Linked DNA regions of Homo sapiens: region 1 is linked to region 2. Evidence: read pairs that join two places in POLR2A ChIA-PET (ENCODE). Cell type or tissue: Panc1. All regions are shown on one strand. Each heading gives the region's core, and the rest is flanking DNA. Links, peaks and the distances in the headings are about the cores only.

Region 1 (8,461 bases), core at 2,654-5,153, 94 kb after region 2:
CCTCCACCTCCCGGGTTCAAGCAGTTCTCCTGCCTTAGCCTCCTGAGTAGCTGACATTACAGGTGCGCACCATCACGCCCAGCTAATTTTTTGTATCTTTAGTAGAGACGGGGTTTCACCATGTTGGCCAGGCTGGTCTTGAACTGACCTCAAGTGATCCACCTGCCTCAGCCTCCCAAAGTGCTGGGATTACAGGCGTGAGCCATCGCGCCTGGCCTTGAAACCCCGCCCCCCCCCCTTTTTTTTTTGAGACGGAGTCTGGCTGTGTCGCCAGGCTGGAGTGCAGTGGCTTGATCTCGGCTCACTGCAGCCTCCACCTCCCAGGTTCAAGCGATTCTCCCGCCTCAGCCTCCCAAGTAGCTGGGACTACAGGCTTGCACCCAGCACACCCAGCTAATTTTTGTATTTTTAGTAGAGACAGGGTTTCACCATGTTGGCCAGGATGGTCTTGATCTCTTGACCTTGTGATCCGCCTGCCTCGGCCTCCCAAAGTGCTGGGATTACAGGCGTGAGCCACCGCGCCCGGCCGAAACCCCTTTCTTAAGTGAAAGCTTGAACACAGACTAGCAGAAACACTCTGGTTAAAGAGGCCTACAGCCCTGTCTGCTGGGCTTGCCCCTACACCTCCCATTTGACACTCAGGGGCCCTGGTAACCCGGGGGATTCAGGGGAGTCTCTGAGTTCCCCTCAGCTCCAGTTGGCTGCATTTTCCTGTGGTTATTTTATGGTCCTTGGTCTGCCACTCACGCAGGCACTGGCTCTCTGTGTCAACGCTCTGCATGACCGTTACTGTTTAAGCCCCATCTGAGCAGGAAAGGAAATCGCTGCTCCCTGACCCCTTTCCTGGCCTCACCAGGGGCCCTTCCTGCACAGAGGAGGCGAGAACAGTTGGGCTTTGAGGTAGCTTCCTCCCCCTTGAAATCAGAGTAAAAGAGAAGGTGACTCCTTTCTCTTTGCTTGGAGGCTGGTTACTCAGAAGAAGGAGTGGCGAGCCAGGGGCTACTGGGGATGGACAGGGACAGCAACAATTCCAGCAGGGCTTTGGCAAGGCTGTGAAGTCAGCAGCTTTGTTCCTTGGGAGTGATGGATTGGAGAGGACAGATAGCCAGATCTGGGTTCAGGTCCTGGCTCTACCACTCACACTGTGAAACCTTGGGCAGGTTCCCTAACTTCTCTGGGCATGGCTTCCTCCATGTAAATGGGGAAGAGACCTCACACACAGGCTTGCTGTGGGGGTGTGCTGAGATAGGTGTGAACATGGTTTGTCAACGGCAGTGCTGAGGTGTGCAGATGCTTCTGTCGGTTGCCCTGACAAAAGTGATCTGGTCCAGTTCTTGACGTAAGGGTTTAGGGACTCAGTCACTCCTACCCCTGAGAGCTTGGTGAAGGCACTGCTTAACTCAAAGGAGTCACTCTCTGATGTAGGGATTCCATCCTGCTTCCTAGTAGGGCACGTGCTTTGGGGCTTGAATACCCAAAAGCCCTGATGTGGAAACAAAACAGGAAAGAAATGAGCTGGAGACAGCCTGGGATGTGGGCTGCTTTAGAAAATGCCCTGTATGTGTAGCTCTGTGTCTCTTAGAGACAGCAGGGACCTGCTGAGAAGGGTTGTCAGGTGTAGATGTGCAGAACGTCCCAGCTAGAATCTAGCTCACACTCCACATGTTAGAGCAGCACCTGGCGTAAAGTATGCCACCTTCTCATTCTCATACTAAAGACCCCAAGTTGCTAGCCAACTGAATGCTGTCTCCTTCCAGAGGAGGTGCTTTTTGTAATTCTCACAAAGGTGTCCTATGGATTAGTTAGGTGTCCCTTGGTTAGGACAGGGAGGAGGGAAGGGGCCATCCACAGTGGTGAAGATGGCACCTCACAAGTGTCCAGTGCATTCCCTTTTACAAAGTTCTTTTAGACACATGGTCTTGGCAAACCTACAAGACAGGTGGGCCGTCTCCCATTTTATAGATGAGAAAGCTGAGGCCCAACAAGGGAAAGCATTTTGGCCCAAGGTCACCCATGGAGCACTGAGGTTTTTTGACTCAAATTCCGTATGCCTTCCTGTCACTCTTCCCTCCTAGACACAGGTATGTCCAGCCAATTTGTTCTGTGCCTCAGTTTACCTTTTTGCAAAACTAGGAGAGGAGATCAGAGGAATGAGTCTTGGGATCCAGGGTGAGGAAGACAGAAAGCAAAACCAAACAAAAGCAAGCAAACACATTCTCTAGTGTTTTGTCTTCTGGGAACACGGAAAACAGCTCAGCTTTTCCATACCGCTGCTTTCCTAGTGGGTCCTGCCCCAGAAGCAGCTGCCCAGCAACCTCCTGACCAAGGCTGGTGCACCCCACCAGTGCCAAGGGTCTTCCTGTGCACCCAGTACCCAGCCTCCGTTTCACCCACACTGCCCAATTCCCAGATCCCTGGATCCTCGTCCTTCCCTGAACCCCCTTCCCTGAGCAGGTCAGAGGTGTGGGAGGGTGTGTCAGGTGGGTGTCATAGCTCCAGGGAAGGAAATGGCTGTTCCTGGCTCTGTCCAGGTGGGGTTCAAAATAGTCATCTTCAAAGAGAAAAACTGGGACACAGAGCTGGAGAGACCCAGAGCCCCGGAGCCAAGGCGGGAGGTGCAGCGATGTCAGGCTGAGGGGATCGCAGAGTTCCCCCTTGCCCTGCCACTCACCAGTTAACCCTTCCCTCAAGCCCTGCCAGAGCCCCCTCCCCAACCTACCTTGAAAGCCCCTCATCCTTCCAAGAAGTCCCACTTTCACAGAAGCCAATTAATCCTTATTTTTAAAAAACAAAAACCAATCCCTCTCCCCCGAGACCTTCCCTCCATCCATCCATCCCTTTGGAATGAAAGCCCTTGTGCCTGTTTCACGAAAAGGCTCCCAGGTCCTCCTTTCAAGGAAAAAGGACCCAATTTCCCCGCGCCTCCCCAGCCCTCGCTTCCAGTAAAGGGGGAACCTCGGCTCCCTGCCTCCCCTCAGCTGCCCTCACCTGGCTGGGGGCGGCGGTCGAGTCGGGTTCGGTCTGAGCCCGCGATCTGGCTCCGGGCTGCGGGCTGCGGGCTGCAGGCTGCAGGCTGCGGGTGCCGGGCTGCGCGCTGACCGCCCGCGCTGCGGCAGGGGCGGCGGGGGCTCCGGCTGCTTTTCCCGGCTCTGAGGCGGCAGCGGACAGGGTGCTGGGGCCAGGGGCCGGGCGTGGGGAGGCGTGAGGGAAAGGGAAGGTCAGCTAGAGAGGGAGCCGAGCGAGAGCGAAGAGGCGGGGGAGAGACGGGAGGGGGAGAGGAGGGGAGTAGGGGAGAGGGAGGGGCGAGCTGCGGGGCCTAGGGGCTCCGCACGGAGTCTGCGCCGAGCACTGGACCCTTCCTCATCTGTGACCTCCTTAGAGCTTCGTCCTCTGGGTCTAGAGAGCAGGCATCATTAATCTGAGCAGTTGGGGAAACTGAGGCCAGAGGCAGCAGCTAACGCGGGGTGGCCCAGAGCGCTCTACAGTCCAGCTTCCTTCCTAGTGTGGGGAGAGAGGGCTAGAGCTGGACTCAGAGGCTGGACTAGCCTTTGGGCTGCAAGGACAGTGGAAGGTGAGATTTTGGCTGGGACAGATGTCCAAGCTAAGTGGCCTTGGGGGAGAGGTCTGAAGGAAGAGAAGGATAAATGGGTCAATGTTGCCAGTAAAGGAAGAGCTGAAAATAACCTAGTTTTTCCTCCTCACCTCCAAATTGGAAAATGCCCACGGTCGGTTAGGAAAGAGGGAGAAGGGAGTCTGCAGGCATCAGAGGGGCAGCCTGCGTTCCCCGGGGTGAGGGGCAGTAAGGAGGAGAGTCCTTGGGGCAGAATGGAATTTTCTGCTGGGAAGGTTGCTCCTGCAAGAAGGGACAGGATTGAGAGGGCAATAGGTGGGGAAGAAAGGCCTCTGGAGAGGGAAACTGATGCCCTGCCTCGCTGGGGCCAGGCTAGCAAGAGTCCAGCAGGGCACCCGGGCTGGGAACAGCGGTCTTCCCATGGTAATACTCACCAGAGGCACTAGTGCTGGCCTCTACTCTGGGCTTCGAGCCCGTGGGATGGGGGCTCAGACTCCCTTTCTCTAGGCTGCTGTTCTCTCCCCTGACGGCTGTAGAGGTGACGACACTGCCTGGCACTCAGTAGATGCTGACTGAGTGGATGACTTTTGAAGAGCTCTACTTTCAGCAGCCAAGAGCTGGTGCCCTCTGCCTGGCCCTGGTTGACTCCAGAGCCATGGGCTCTAATTCTGCCTCTGCTGCAGGTCTGCTCTGTGGTCCCTGAGAGGCCTGGACCCCTGCAGAACCCCCGTCCTCTGGAGCTTTCCTTTTGGAGCTCTCAAAGTTTACCCCACCCCAGTTAATCTATTTGTCTCTAGGAAGATGTTGGTAGAGGTGATTGGCTCTGCTTCAAGGGTGTTAGGTGAATGATGGAATGAATTAACGAATATGTGCCAGAATAGAAAGGAATGAATGGAGGTGTTTTGGGCTGGATAATGAGGGTATTTGGTGACAGAGGGTGAAGCACCTGTCTAGCCCTTGTCAGATCACAACTGTCTCTTTCACCAACTTGAAAAGCTTGGGCCACAGGACTGTGGGGAGGACAAGAAGCAGGGTAAGGGTGGGATGAGCCACACAGGGATGTCGAAGGAGAGCTGGGGGATGCCAAAAGCCAACCTATGGCAATCTATGGCCCTTCTTAGGGCCATGGGCCCCTTCTGGATGAGAAGAGTGGAGCTGCTCTCCTGAGGGTGATTCCAATGGTGGGAGGGGAGGGGAGGGGAGAAGGTATATTATAGGATAATATAATCTCAGTTGAGGTTTGGTTCAGGCTGGGATTTGACACTCCCTGGATCCACAAGAGTTCTCACCAGAGAAGTGAGGGTTGAGGTAGAGATGGGTGGCTGGGGCAGATGACATCAGGATTTGCATCAGGGGACTGGGATAGGGAGGAAGCCACTGGGAAAGGGATATAGAGAAAGATGATGCCATGAGCTGGTGGGTGTAAGGCAGATGGGTGGGCTCCAGAATGGGAGTTAAGAAGAGGTGGCAGCAGGATCCAGAGAAAAGCCCTAGGCTGGTTATAGTCCCTGCTCCCTCCTCTCTTGTTTTGCAGCCACAATTTTATTTATTTTTGAGAGAGGGTCTTGCTGTGTCACCTGGGCTGGAGTGCAATGGTATGATCTTGGCTCACTGCAGCTTTGACCTTGCGGGCTCAAGTGATTCTCCCACCTCAGCCTCCCAGGTAGCTGGGACTACAGGTGCAGGTCACCATGCCTGGCTAATTTTTTTTAAAATTTTTTGTAGAGACGAGGTCTCACTCTGTTGCCCAGGCTGGTCTTAAACAACAATTATTTTATTTATTTTTTAATTGAGACGGGTATGGCTGGGCATGGTGGCTTACGCCTATGATATTAGCACTTTGGGAGGCCAAGGTGGGAAGATCGCTTGAGCTCAGAAGTTTGAGACCACTCTGGGCAACAGAGTGAGACCCCATCTCTCTCTCTCTTTTTTTTTTTTTTTTCTGAGACAGACTCTCGCTCTGTTGCCCAGGCTGGAGTGCAATGCTGCGATCTTGGCTCACTGCAACCTCCGCCTCCCGGGTTCAAGCGATTCTCCTGCCTCAGCCTCCTGAGTACCTGGGATTACAGGAGCGCGCCACCATGTCCGACTAATATTTTGTATTTTTAGTAGAGACGGGGTTTCACCATGTTGGTCAGGCTGGTCTTGGAACTCCTGACCTCGTGATCCGCCCGCCTTGGCCTCTCAAAGTGCTGGGATTACAGGCGTGAGCCACCGCGCCCAGCTGTCCCCATCACTTAAAAAAAAAGTTAAAAAAATTAACATTAAAATATATATAAATTGAGACGGGTTCTTTTTTCTTTTCTTGAGATGGAGTTTTGCTCTTGTTGCCCAGGCTGGCGTGCAATGGAGCAATCTTGGCTCACCGCAACCTCCCGCTCCCAGGTTCAAGTGATTCTCCTGCCTCAGCCTCCTGAGTAGCTGGGATTACAGGTATGCACCACCACCCTGGCTAATTTTGTATTCTTAGTAGAGATGGAGTTTCTGCATGTTGGTCAGGCTGTTCTCAAACTCCTGACCTCAGGTGATCCGCCCGCCTCAGCCTCCCAAAATGCTGGGATTTCAGGAGTGAGCCACTGCGCCTGGCTGAGATAGGTTCTTACTCTGTCACCCAGGCTGGAGTGCAGTGGCACGATCTTGGCTCATTGCAGCCTGGGCTTAAGTGATCCTCCCCCGTCAGCCTGCCACCACGTGGCAGCTAATAAACAACAATAATTTTTATTTATTTTTATTTTTTGAAATGGAGTTTCACTCTTGTCACCCAAGCTGGAATGCAATGGTGCGATCTCGGCTCACTGCAACCTCCGCCTCCTGGGTTCAAGTGATTCTCCTGCCTCAGCCTCCTGAGTAGCTGGGATTACAGGCGTATGCCACCACACCAGGCTAATTTTTGTATTTTTAGTAGAGATGGCGTTGGCCAGGCTGGTCTTGAACTCCTGACCTCAAGTAATCCACCTGCCTCGGCCTCCCAAAATGCTGGGATTACAGGCGTGAGCCACGGTGCCCAGCCAACAACAATAATTTTAATAGCAGGTTCCTTTCACTGAGTGTAGTAGATGCTGTCAGTGGCCCACCCACACCTCCAGGCCTACCAGGAGGGCACCCACAGACAGTTCCTGACCAGGCGCCTACTTCCTGTGTCCCTCCTGAGGGCATTTTCAGCTATGGGAGTTAGTGTGGGGCAGGCCCAAAGGGCTGTAGAGTTAATACCCCCAGAGCAACCATCAGCCAATGGTCCAGAGTTAGGGGTAAATACCCCAGCTTTCTGGTCCCTCGATGGGAGCATTCCAATTCCCAATTCCAGGTCATGTTTCAGACTCAGAGAGACTCCAGCAGAGTTAAGTTCTCCATGGTGAAAACCCACTGGTATCTGTGCGCTTTTTTTTTTTTTTTTGAGACGGAGTCTCGCTCAGTCGCCCAGGCTGGAGTGCGGTGGCGCGATCTTGGCTCACCGCAAGCTCCGCCTCCCGGGTTCACGCCATTCTGCTGCCTCAGCCTCCTGAGTAGCTGGGACTACAGGCGCCCGCCACCACGCCCGGCTAATTTTTTTTTTTGTATTTTTAGTAGAGATGGGGTTTCACTGTGTTAGCCAGGATGGTCTCGATCTCCTGACCTCGTGATCCACCCATCTTGGCCCCCCAAAGTGCTGGGATTACAGGTGTGAGCCACTGCGCCCGGCCTATCTGTGCACTTTATTCTGTTTCCTCTCTTTGTCTCATTTCCCCGCTCGCTCACTCCGCTTCTTGGGATCACAACTCTCTCCTTCACCAGCTTGAAAAGCTTGGGCCCCAAGACTATGGGGAAGACAAGAGGCATGGTAAGGGTGGGATGAGCCACACAGGGATGCCGCAGGAGAGCTGGGGAAGGCTGGAAGCCAACCTAGGGCAGCCACAACCCTTCTTAGGGCCATGCAGCCCTTCTTAGGGCCATGTGTCCCTTCTGGATCAGAAAAGTTAATGCAGGAGTAGGATTTAAACTCAGAGCTATCTGGCTCCCAAACCCAGTCCTTAACCAGTATACTCTGCAGCCTCCCTTTCTCTGATTCTCTCTCAGCCTTTTTATTTTTATTTTTTAAGACAGAGGCTGTAGTGCGTGGTATGATCTCAGCTCCCTGCAACCTCTGCCTCCTGGGTTCAAGCGATTCTCCTGCCTCAGCCTCCTGAGTAGCTGGGACTACAGGTGTGCACTACCACACCCAGCTAGTTTTTTTGTATTTTTAGTAGAGACAGTTTCACCGTGTTGGCCAGGATGGTCTCGATCTCCTGACCTCGTGATCCACCCACCTCGGCCTCCCAAAGTGTTGGGATTACAGGCGTGAGCCACCGTGCCCGGCCTGAAGAGGCTCTTTCTAAATAATGGTGAGGATTTTGACAGGGTGAGATGGAAGTGGAGATGGAGGAGTGAGGGGGTGGGATCCAGTCAAAGATAAGAATGTGAACCAAGGTGAGGAGGTGGCGTAGGTGGAGCTTAGGGAAGGAAATGTACCAGGCTTGGTTGTGGATAAGGGTTTGTGATGGGAAGTTATGGTAAGGAGTGTGGGGCTTAACTGCTGAGCTAAGGAGCTTTTACCTTACAGTAGAGGAGAAGAAGGTGTGCTCAAAGCTGTATTTTAAGAAGATTACTCTGCAGATTGAAAAGCAGGAGAAAGAAGAGGGGAGAGGAAGGCAGATGGGTGAGAAGATACTGAAAGTGTCCAGATGAAAGTAAACTATCCAGGGGCAGTGAGAAAGGAAGAGACAGATGGGAGAGGGACTGAGAAGAGAGATTCAGAGACTGACAGAGTGAGCACACAGCTCACAATTTAATTAGCTTCCTGCTTTGCCAGTGGATTACAGGGAATTAGCAAAGCTCACAGTCTAGGGACCTTGCTGGGAGTTGAGGGGAAATTAA
Region 2 (8,461 bases), core at 2,309-4,808:
CCCAACACTGATTACTATTTGTCCTCAATCTCTCTCTCAACTGGGTTTCTCATGTTTAAAATCGGGGCAATGGCCTACGCCCAGGCACCCTTGCAAAGTTTTGGTGAAGATGGGTGACTAAAACAGATGCAAACGTACTTGGAAAAAATGTTGACAATCCATTCCCCGACTGACTCTGAGAATGACCTGTGTTAAGTCCACTAGCTCTCGAACTTTAGTGTGCACAAAAAAACATGCTGGACACTTGTTTCTAGAGTCTTGGGGGTCCTATTCTAGAATAAAAACATCTGAATTTTTAAGTTCCAGGTGACTTTCATGCAGTGGTCCATGGTCCAGATTTAATGGGATATTGAATGGGTCCAATCTCTTAAAAGATTAGAAAGCAGGCTGAGAAGAATGCTGTGTCAATGTTGGGTTGAACACCAGGCAGTGGCAAAGCACAGGAAGTATTACAATGAAAGACAATTTGAGCAACAGCCTTGTTTCTAAGGATCATAAATCCTGGGACATGGAAATATCCTTATTATGTATTAAATCTTTATCATGATATTCACTTTAATTTCACCTGTTACAGCTAAAATAAAATTTTAGTAGTAAAGAACTCTCATAAAAAGACATTTAAATTACCGTAATTTTGGAGACTACAGAGGAGGCATAAGATCCACTTCAAAAGAGTAAGACAGGCCAGGTGCCGAGGCAGCAGGATAGCTTGAGCCCAGGAGTTCAAGACCAGCCTGGGCAACACAGGGAGACCTCATATCTACAAAAAGTTTAAAAATTAGCCAGGTGGTGGTGCATGCCTGTGGTCCCAGCTACTTGGGAAGCGGAGGCGAGAGGACTGCTTGAGCCCAGGAGGTTGAGGCTACAGTGAACTGTGACTGTGCCACTGCACTCCAGCCTGGGCAACAAAGCAAGACCCTGTTTCAAAAACAGAGAGAGAAAGAGCTAACTTTGAGCCCTGCCCCCCAACTATTCCACAAAGAACTGTTTGGTATCTACTATTATCCACACCTGTTACATCTAATCCCAGGGTAGACTGATTTGCACATGGAGGCCTAACCTCAAAGACTTGCATTAACACTTGTTATCTAGAGAATATTCTACCATTTAATATTCTTGGCTTTGAATAACCTAAAGCTCATTTGCTGGAGGTTCCAAAATACTCTGAAGCCTGGTTACAGTGACTGAAATCAGGGGTTGGAAATGTGTCCTTCTCTACAAAGTCCAGAATTCAGGTTCCTAGCAGCTACAACTCAGGGTTAGGTTAGCATTTTGGCTGTGTACAACAGCAGTTCTTGGACAGTACTGCAAGCTAACAAGGTTTCTCACTCTCACAATTTATTTGGGCAAATTGCCAATCAAGATTGATCCAGTTTTGCTTTTTTTGGAGGGTAAAGGACAATTTGATGTTCCTAAAATCACGTGCTGAGCTGTATTTTCAATTAGACTCGGCGGGGGTGGGGGGAATCAAGGTCCAGGATTGCACTTTGTATGTTAATACAGAATGTTGTAGATGATACTAAACACACTGACTGTAGCTACCAGTCTTCTCTGTGATAGGAGACTAAGAATCCAGTAATTTAAAATAATAAAATACTTCCTTCCCAAAAGATTATTTGAAATTGCATGTCCAACCCAAAGCGACAATGCTACAGTTTAAAAAAAAAATACCTTGTAATCTATCATATAGGAAAACACTACAGCTTAAAGGAATTGGAGCTAGCACACTTGAGCTGATGCTGCTGGTCATATATCAAGTGCACCTTTATGTAAATAACTTAAAGCCTTGAGGAAATAAGCAGTAATGAGACAGACTACAATTGAAAATAATAGCATGAGAGAATTCAGGTTGTTTTGGCTTCTTTCCCCATTTTTCTCTTCCCCTTCTTAAAAAAAGGAACCAATTTCATCAAATAAAGAAAACAGCCCAGTTCCTCTGCTTATGATAAAAATTAGACAACAAAAATACTTACACGGGACTGGAATTCAAAGAGCAATGATCCACCATCATTTCTGGAAGGAAATCCAACTTAAACGCAGCCATCACCTCACTCTCCCCTTCAGAAGCCAATGATATTAACTTGCTGCACTTGTCTGATCCACAAATACACACAGCTTTAGCTTCCTGGGCCCCACAAAAAACACAAAGTGGAAACAGGAGCTCAGGGAAACCAGCAATAAGTGCCACAGAAAGAGGCAGGACTGGGGAAGGGGTAGGGAAAGGGAGTATTGGATTAAAATGGGGATGTGACCATGTGAAGGGAGGCTCAGCCCAGCACACAATGAAAGTGCTGATGCGCCAGGCTTGTTTTGTGCAATTTTCCCTGGCGAAGCAGTACTAAGTGCACTGTCAGATAAATAGTGTCAGATCCATGAAGATAGCAGTGGCTAACAGAGCAGAAGAAACACAAACTTGTTTCACATCCTCCAAACTCCTCCCTGCAAACCAGTTTTTAAGGTCCCCCAAAGCCTGAAACTACCTGAAGCAAGAAAAGGCTCACCGAAGAAATGGGTTGTTAGCCTTGCTTTTAAACTTACGTTTCCATGTGCCAAAGACAGCAATGAGCACAGTGCTTAGGTCCAAACTAACCTCAGAACAGTCACATAAAGAGGAATGATAAGACCATCAGAAGCAGGCCAGAGGCAAACTGGTTGAATAAACTGGCCACCAGAAACTTACCACTCACATACAACTGCCTACAGTTGATCAGCCTTGCTTTTTTTTTTTTCTTGATATTTTCAAAAGAGCATCAATTTCTCAACTGACCTTGCTTTCTTGATGTGCTATCTAATGGTTAGAGCAAGGTGTGCTATCTAATGGTTCCTCATCTGGGTGAAAGACTTCAAAAATCCTTTGTTCAGTAACACTCATTAGATGGCACAGGGAAATTTTCTTTACTAACTCTGAAGCTTCATCTGCCAGAAAATAAAAATGGAATAGTAATATTCTGCTTCTTACTAGCATACTAGGAAATAATGTATTTTCAGTTCTCTGTTGTCCTTTCTAAAGAAACAAAGAACAAAAGCCACTTTAGTGATAATAATGAAAAAGAACTAGGGCCTACCAGGGACAACACTCAAACATGTAAGGGAAAAACCAAGAAATGAAGTCTCTTCATTCTCTTTTTCCTCCTTTAAACTGTTGATAAAACCAAGACTAGTGAGTGCACACATAAAAATTCTATTATGGGTGAGCAGTAGAGATGGATATACTTAGCAGTCAAGGCAGATGTGTGCTCCCGTTCTCAATTTAGCTCCACATCCCCCCAAACAACAAATGGCGGCATTTCAATATTTAGGCAGTGACTCTAAAATGTTATCTCTGAAGGCTCCCAAATTTCACAGGCTTTCTTTCCATTTTTATCATTAGAGTTGCCTTACCTCAAAGATTTCACTTCACCCAAGCTCAGTTCACAACACAGGGAACTTTGAAAAAAAGAAGTTATGTTCAGCCTGCAAAGAAGTAAAACGAATGAACTACTAAACACACAGAGTTAACGTTAAAAAAAAAAAAGAAAGGCAACACACAATGGCATAGGCCTAGAAGTTCTAATCTGTGTAACAATGGCTAACATCTGTCTGCACCTGACCCAGGAAGGTGAAAACTGTCTCTTCTGTCCATGTCCAGACGTCATCATCCAAAATCTAGAACTGTACTGTAACAGCAGCTTACTGCTTTTTCTATTTTTGCCAGAGACTCGCTCATCTGATTTACTACTATAGAGGCAGAAGTGGCAGGAGCTCTCTTCCACCCTATTAAAGCGGCAAAAACAAACTGCAAGTGAGAGGAGACTGTGCAACTGACACACAGTACACAGTTTACCAAGCCCATGCCTGTCAGGCAGAAGATGGTAACCCTAGCTGGGGCTGGTTAGATTACTGGCTATGTTTGTCCTAGTTTCTCCTACGTACATTGGAACTGATGGCATGCCTCTTCCTATAGAAAGCTGCCTAGACCAAAGAATAACTGAGTCGACAACCAAATTAGATCTTTTAGTGCAAGAATTCCTCTAAAAAGACATTCCAGGCTTTAAAAAGGCTGAGCAACAACAGCTCATGGTGGCTCACGCCTGTAATCAATCCCAACACTTTTGGGAGGCCAAGGCGGGCGGATCACCTGAGGTCAGAAGTTGAAGGCCAGCCTGGCTAAGATAGTGAAACCCCATCTCTACTAAAAAATATCAAAAAAAAAAATTAGCTGGGCGAGGTGGCACACGCCTGTAACCCCAGCTACTCGGGAGGCTAAGGCAGGAGAATAGCTTGAACCCAGGAGGCAGAGGCTGTGGTGAGCTGAGATCACGCCACTGCACTCCAGCCTGGGCGACAGTAAGACTCCGTCTCCCCCACCAAAAAAAAATCCTTTAAAAAGGATTCAATAAATTTCAAGGAACTTACCTAAATTTCAAGGTTATTGTGTTTTTAATATTTCCTAAAAACATATGAAATCTAATTGTATCTCTAGTTCAAATCAGAATCACATCTATAACAAAAGACTACTTAAATGGAGACATTACTGAGTTGCCAGGCACTGTCCAATGTATGAAAAGATGTGCTCTCCTTAAAATAGTTTCCACCAAGCCAAGGGCTGGGAAATATGATTTAGAGTAATGTCTTAAAATCATTTTTTCCCAGTCATAGAACTTTTGTTCAAAAGAAGTCTCCAGAGGCCCAATTTATAAAGCAGTTGAAAATAGAAAGCAGGGCCCATAAATTCTCTGTGCTTATACTGCTATTAAAGTCCATTTTATGATTTATAAAGCAACACCGCTTTAAAAACCTACAAGATGGAAATGTTATTACATGAAAGAGGGCACTTCTTCTCAGGCAGGTCACCAGAGTTATCTCAGTATAATTAAATTCAACATACTTTGGGAAAAGAGAGCACAGAAATTAATCACAAGTCAATTTTAGAAAGAGGTTATGAAGTTAAGTGATAAAAGCAATTATGGGAATACAAAAATGCAAATATTAAGGGAAATTTAAAAGTAGAATTAAAAGAAAGTTATTCACAAAAAACTGCCCGTGTGTGCGTGTGTGTGTATGTGTGTGTGTGTGTTTAATGTCTTAATTAGTCCGGACACGGTGGCTCAAGCCTGTAATCCCAGCACTTTGGGAGGCCGATGCAGGTGGATCATGAGGTCAGGAGATCGAGACCATCCTGGCTAACACGGTGAAACCCTGTCTCTACTAAAAATACAAAAAATTAGCTGGGCGTGGTGGCACATGCCTGTAATCCCAGCTACTCGGGAGGCTGAGGCAGGAGAATCACTTGAACCCGGGAGGCGGAGGTTGCAGTGAGCTGAGATTGCGCCACTGCACTCCAGCCTGGACGACAGAGTGAGACTCTGTCTCAAAAAAAAATCAGATAGACATTCCAGGCTTTTCCCACAAAGGAAGCATTAGAAATACAGAGGTGACAGGAGGGGTTATAACCAAGGGTCTGCTGCAAAAGAAGGCCTTAACTTTCCCTCAGCCTCTTTTCATCACCTGTTCCTTTCACTCTGAATGTACTTTCATGGTTTCCTCTTCTCTCCCTGGTTGTCCGTCTGTCTCAGTATTCTCTGCCTTGAATATTCTCTACTTTTTAAAAGAGCAACAATTCAAAGCCTGATTAAGTGAAGGTAGGAGTAGTCAGCCTGCTGTAACATTAAGAACCCAAATCATTAAAAGTGATCAATATAGGTAAGAAAAACACTCAAAAGAACAGCATTCATTGCATTTAGGATATAGGAATAGTATAAACTTAACAGGAAGATGTAAAACTGGATTAGAAAAGAGAAAGGCTAGCAATCACAGTATGTTTTGCCAAAAGGATGAAAAAGCAAACAAAAGCACAGTTAAGCAAAAAAGCCTAGTTGGCATATGCAAATGTCTACCTTGATAGATATAACCAGGGAGTTCTACAACAGGTGAACAGATTTTACACTTCCACCCCAATAAATCTAAGTATGTTTGAAAGGGCAATAAAGTAAAGTCTAGTTATATAAGCACAGAGGAGATTAGAAGCTACTACTGAAAAGGGAATCAATGTCATTAAAAATCACCATCAATCTATATGAGGGAATTCAAATTGCAAAAATCTAGGGAATGGTTATAACCTCAGATTGCTGCTAAGTGGACTGGGTATTTTACCCCCAAGTTTCATAAGAGAGAAAAAAAGTAAGCAATTGATACTTGAAAATAACCAACTACAGTAACTTAAATTTTTGCACAGTACCTTTTTGGACCTAAATTTCATTTCTAAAATCGAGTATTTCTAATATAACTACTGGGTCTCCTGAGCTCCCAGCCAAGTACCTTGCTTGCATAGGTAAAATATGGTGACACAAACTGGTAATTATCTCTGTGGCATTTCACTTTGTGGAAGATTTCTGTTATTGTTACAAAATGTGACGGTTAAGAATAATTTACGGGGCAAGAACACAGGCTTCACGCCTATATTCCCAACACTTTGGGAGGCCAAGGTGGGCAGACTGTTCAAGCCCAGGAGTTTGAGACTAGTCTGACCAACAAAGAGAGACCTATCTCTACAAAAAAATACAAAACATTAGCTGAGTGTGGTGATGCATACTGTAGTCTCAGCTACTCAGGAGGCTGAGGCAGGAGGAGTGACTGGGCCCAGGAGGTCAAGGCTGCAGTGAACCAAGATTGAGCCACTGCACTCTAGCCTGGGCAACAGAATAAGACCCTGTCTCAAAACAAACAAACAAAAAACAAAACAACAAAATAAGTTTTCCATAAGAATCTAGACAATGTAAAAATTTCTGAATGGTGGGGGAGGGGGGTTAAAGAAGAAATAGAAATATTGTAAAAAGAATTTTTCTGGCTGGGCACAGTGGGAAACGCCTGTAATCCCAGCACTTTGGGAGGCCAAGGCAGGAGCATCATTTGAGCTCAGGCAAGACTAGCCTGGGCAACATGGCGCCATCTCTACAAAAAAATACAAAAAATAGTGAGGCATGATGGTGCCCACCTGTAGTCCCAGCTACTTGTGAGGCTGAAGTGGGAGGATCACCTGACCCCAGGAAGGTCAACGCTGCAGTGATACTTGATCGCACCACTACACTCCAGCATGGGCAACAGCGTGAGACCCTGCCTTACAAAACAAAATAAATAAAACATAAAAAACCTCCATTTCAGGCTGGGCGCGGTGGCTCACCGCCTCTAATCCCAGCACTTTGGAAGGCCGAGGTGAGCAGATCACCTAAGGTCAGGAGTTCTAGACCAGTTTGATCAACATGGTGAAACCCCATCTCTACTAAAAATACAAAAATTAGCCGGATGTGGTGGCAGGTGCCTGTAGTCCCAGCTACTTGGGAGGCTGAGACAGGAGAATCGCTTGAACCCAGGAGGCGGAGGTTGCAGTAAGCCGACACCATGCCATTGCACTCCAGCCTGGGCGATAGAGTGAGACTCTGTCACCAAAAAAAAAAAAAAAAAAATTTCCATTTCAAATCTAAAATCACTGTACCAAAAAAGCACTACATTTAATAATTTGTTGTGTACAAGTTGCCTTGCCTGTAAAATTACCACATACAGTATACTGAAAGGATATGACAAAAACATCACCATTTTGAAAACGAAAAAGTTTTCCATTTCCTCCCCTATCCTTAATCACAGAAAGACTCTGTACTCAGCTCTGTACTACTGCTGTGTACTCAGCAATAGTATAGCCTCAGAGCCTTCCTTGGAGTATCTGTCAGTAACACTGACCCAACAGTCCTGTCAAATTGTGACCACCCTTCCAATCAAGTCATACTTTCAGATCCCACACTAGTTCTGGAACTTAAGTGCATTTCTTAGTTGGTAACAATATACTGTAAGTTTACACTTTATTTAAGCTCCAGTGCTGATTTAAAAATCAGTATGTTAGGCCAGGCACGGTGGCTCATGCCTGGAATCCCAACACTTTAGGAGCCCAAGATGGGCAGATCACGAGGTCAGATCGAGACCACCCTGGTTAACACGGTGAAATCCCCTCTCTACTAAAAAAAATACAAAAAATACAAAAAAATTAGCCGGCCATGGTGGCAGGCAGCTGTAGTCCCAGCTACTCAGGAGACTGAGGCAGGAGAATGGCGTGAACCTGGGAGGCAGAGCTTGCAGTGAGCCGAGATCGTGCCACTGTACTCCAGCCTGGCTGACAGAGTGAGACTCTGTCTCCAAAAAAAAAAAAAAATCAGTATGTTAGCCGGGCACAGTGGCTCCTATCTGTAATCCCAGTACTTTGGGAGGCCGAGGCTGGCAGATCACCTGAGGTCAGGAGTTCGAGACCTGTCTCTACTAAAAATACAAAAATACAAAAATTAGCCAGGCACAGTAGCAGGCACCTGTAATCCCAGCTACTCAGGAGGCTGAGGCACGAGAATTGCCTGAACCCAGGAGGCAGAGGCTGCAGTGAGCTGAGATCGTGCCACTGCACTCCAGCCTGGGTGACAAGAGTGAAACTCTGTCTCCAAAA

Evidence for each region. Peaks named below come from ENCODE experiments on the same cell type or tissue, not always from the same donor. Only the 100,000 strongest peaks of a DNase experiment are listed, where the experiment ranks them.
Region 1: POLR2A ChIA-PET joins it to region 2 with 10 read pairs; 6 of 35 experiments call an interaction of 5 or more read pairs at or near these places.

The regions. Positions count from the first base shown.
Region 1 is chr11:47,591,160-47,599,620 of GRCh38, forward strand. It overlaps C1QTNF4 (C1q and TNF related 4), which reads right to left and starts at 3,252. Exons shown (of 2, transcript NM_031909.3): 1 at 2,989-3,252. In Panc1, for the core only: no CTCF peak of the experiment used is centred there; no DNase peak of the experiment used is centred there; H3K4me3 peaks cover 628 bases.
Region 2 is chr11:47,497,480-47,505,940 of GRCh38, forward strand. CELF1 (CUGBP Elav-like family member 1) reads right to left here. Exons shown (of 15, transcript NM_001376376.1): 2 at 3,382-3,453; 3 at 1,974-2,125. The coding sequence starts at 2,044. Among named protein-coding and RNA genes, the nearest start is that of CELF1, 51 kb to the right of the region's middle. In Panc1, for the core only: no CTCF peak of the experiment used is centred there; no DNase peak of the experiment used is centred there.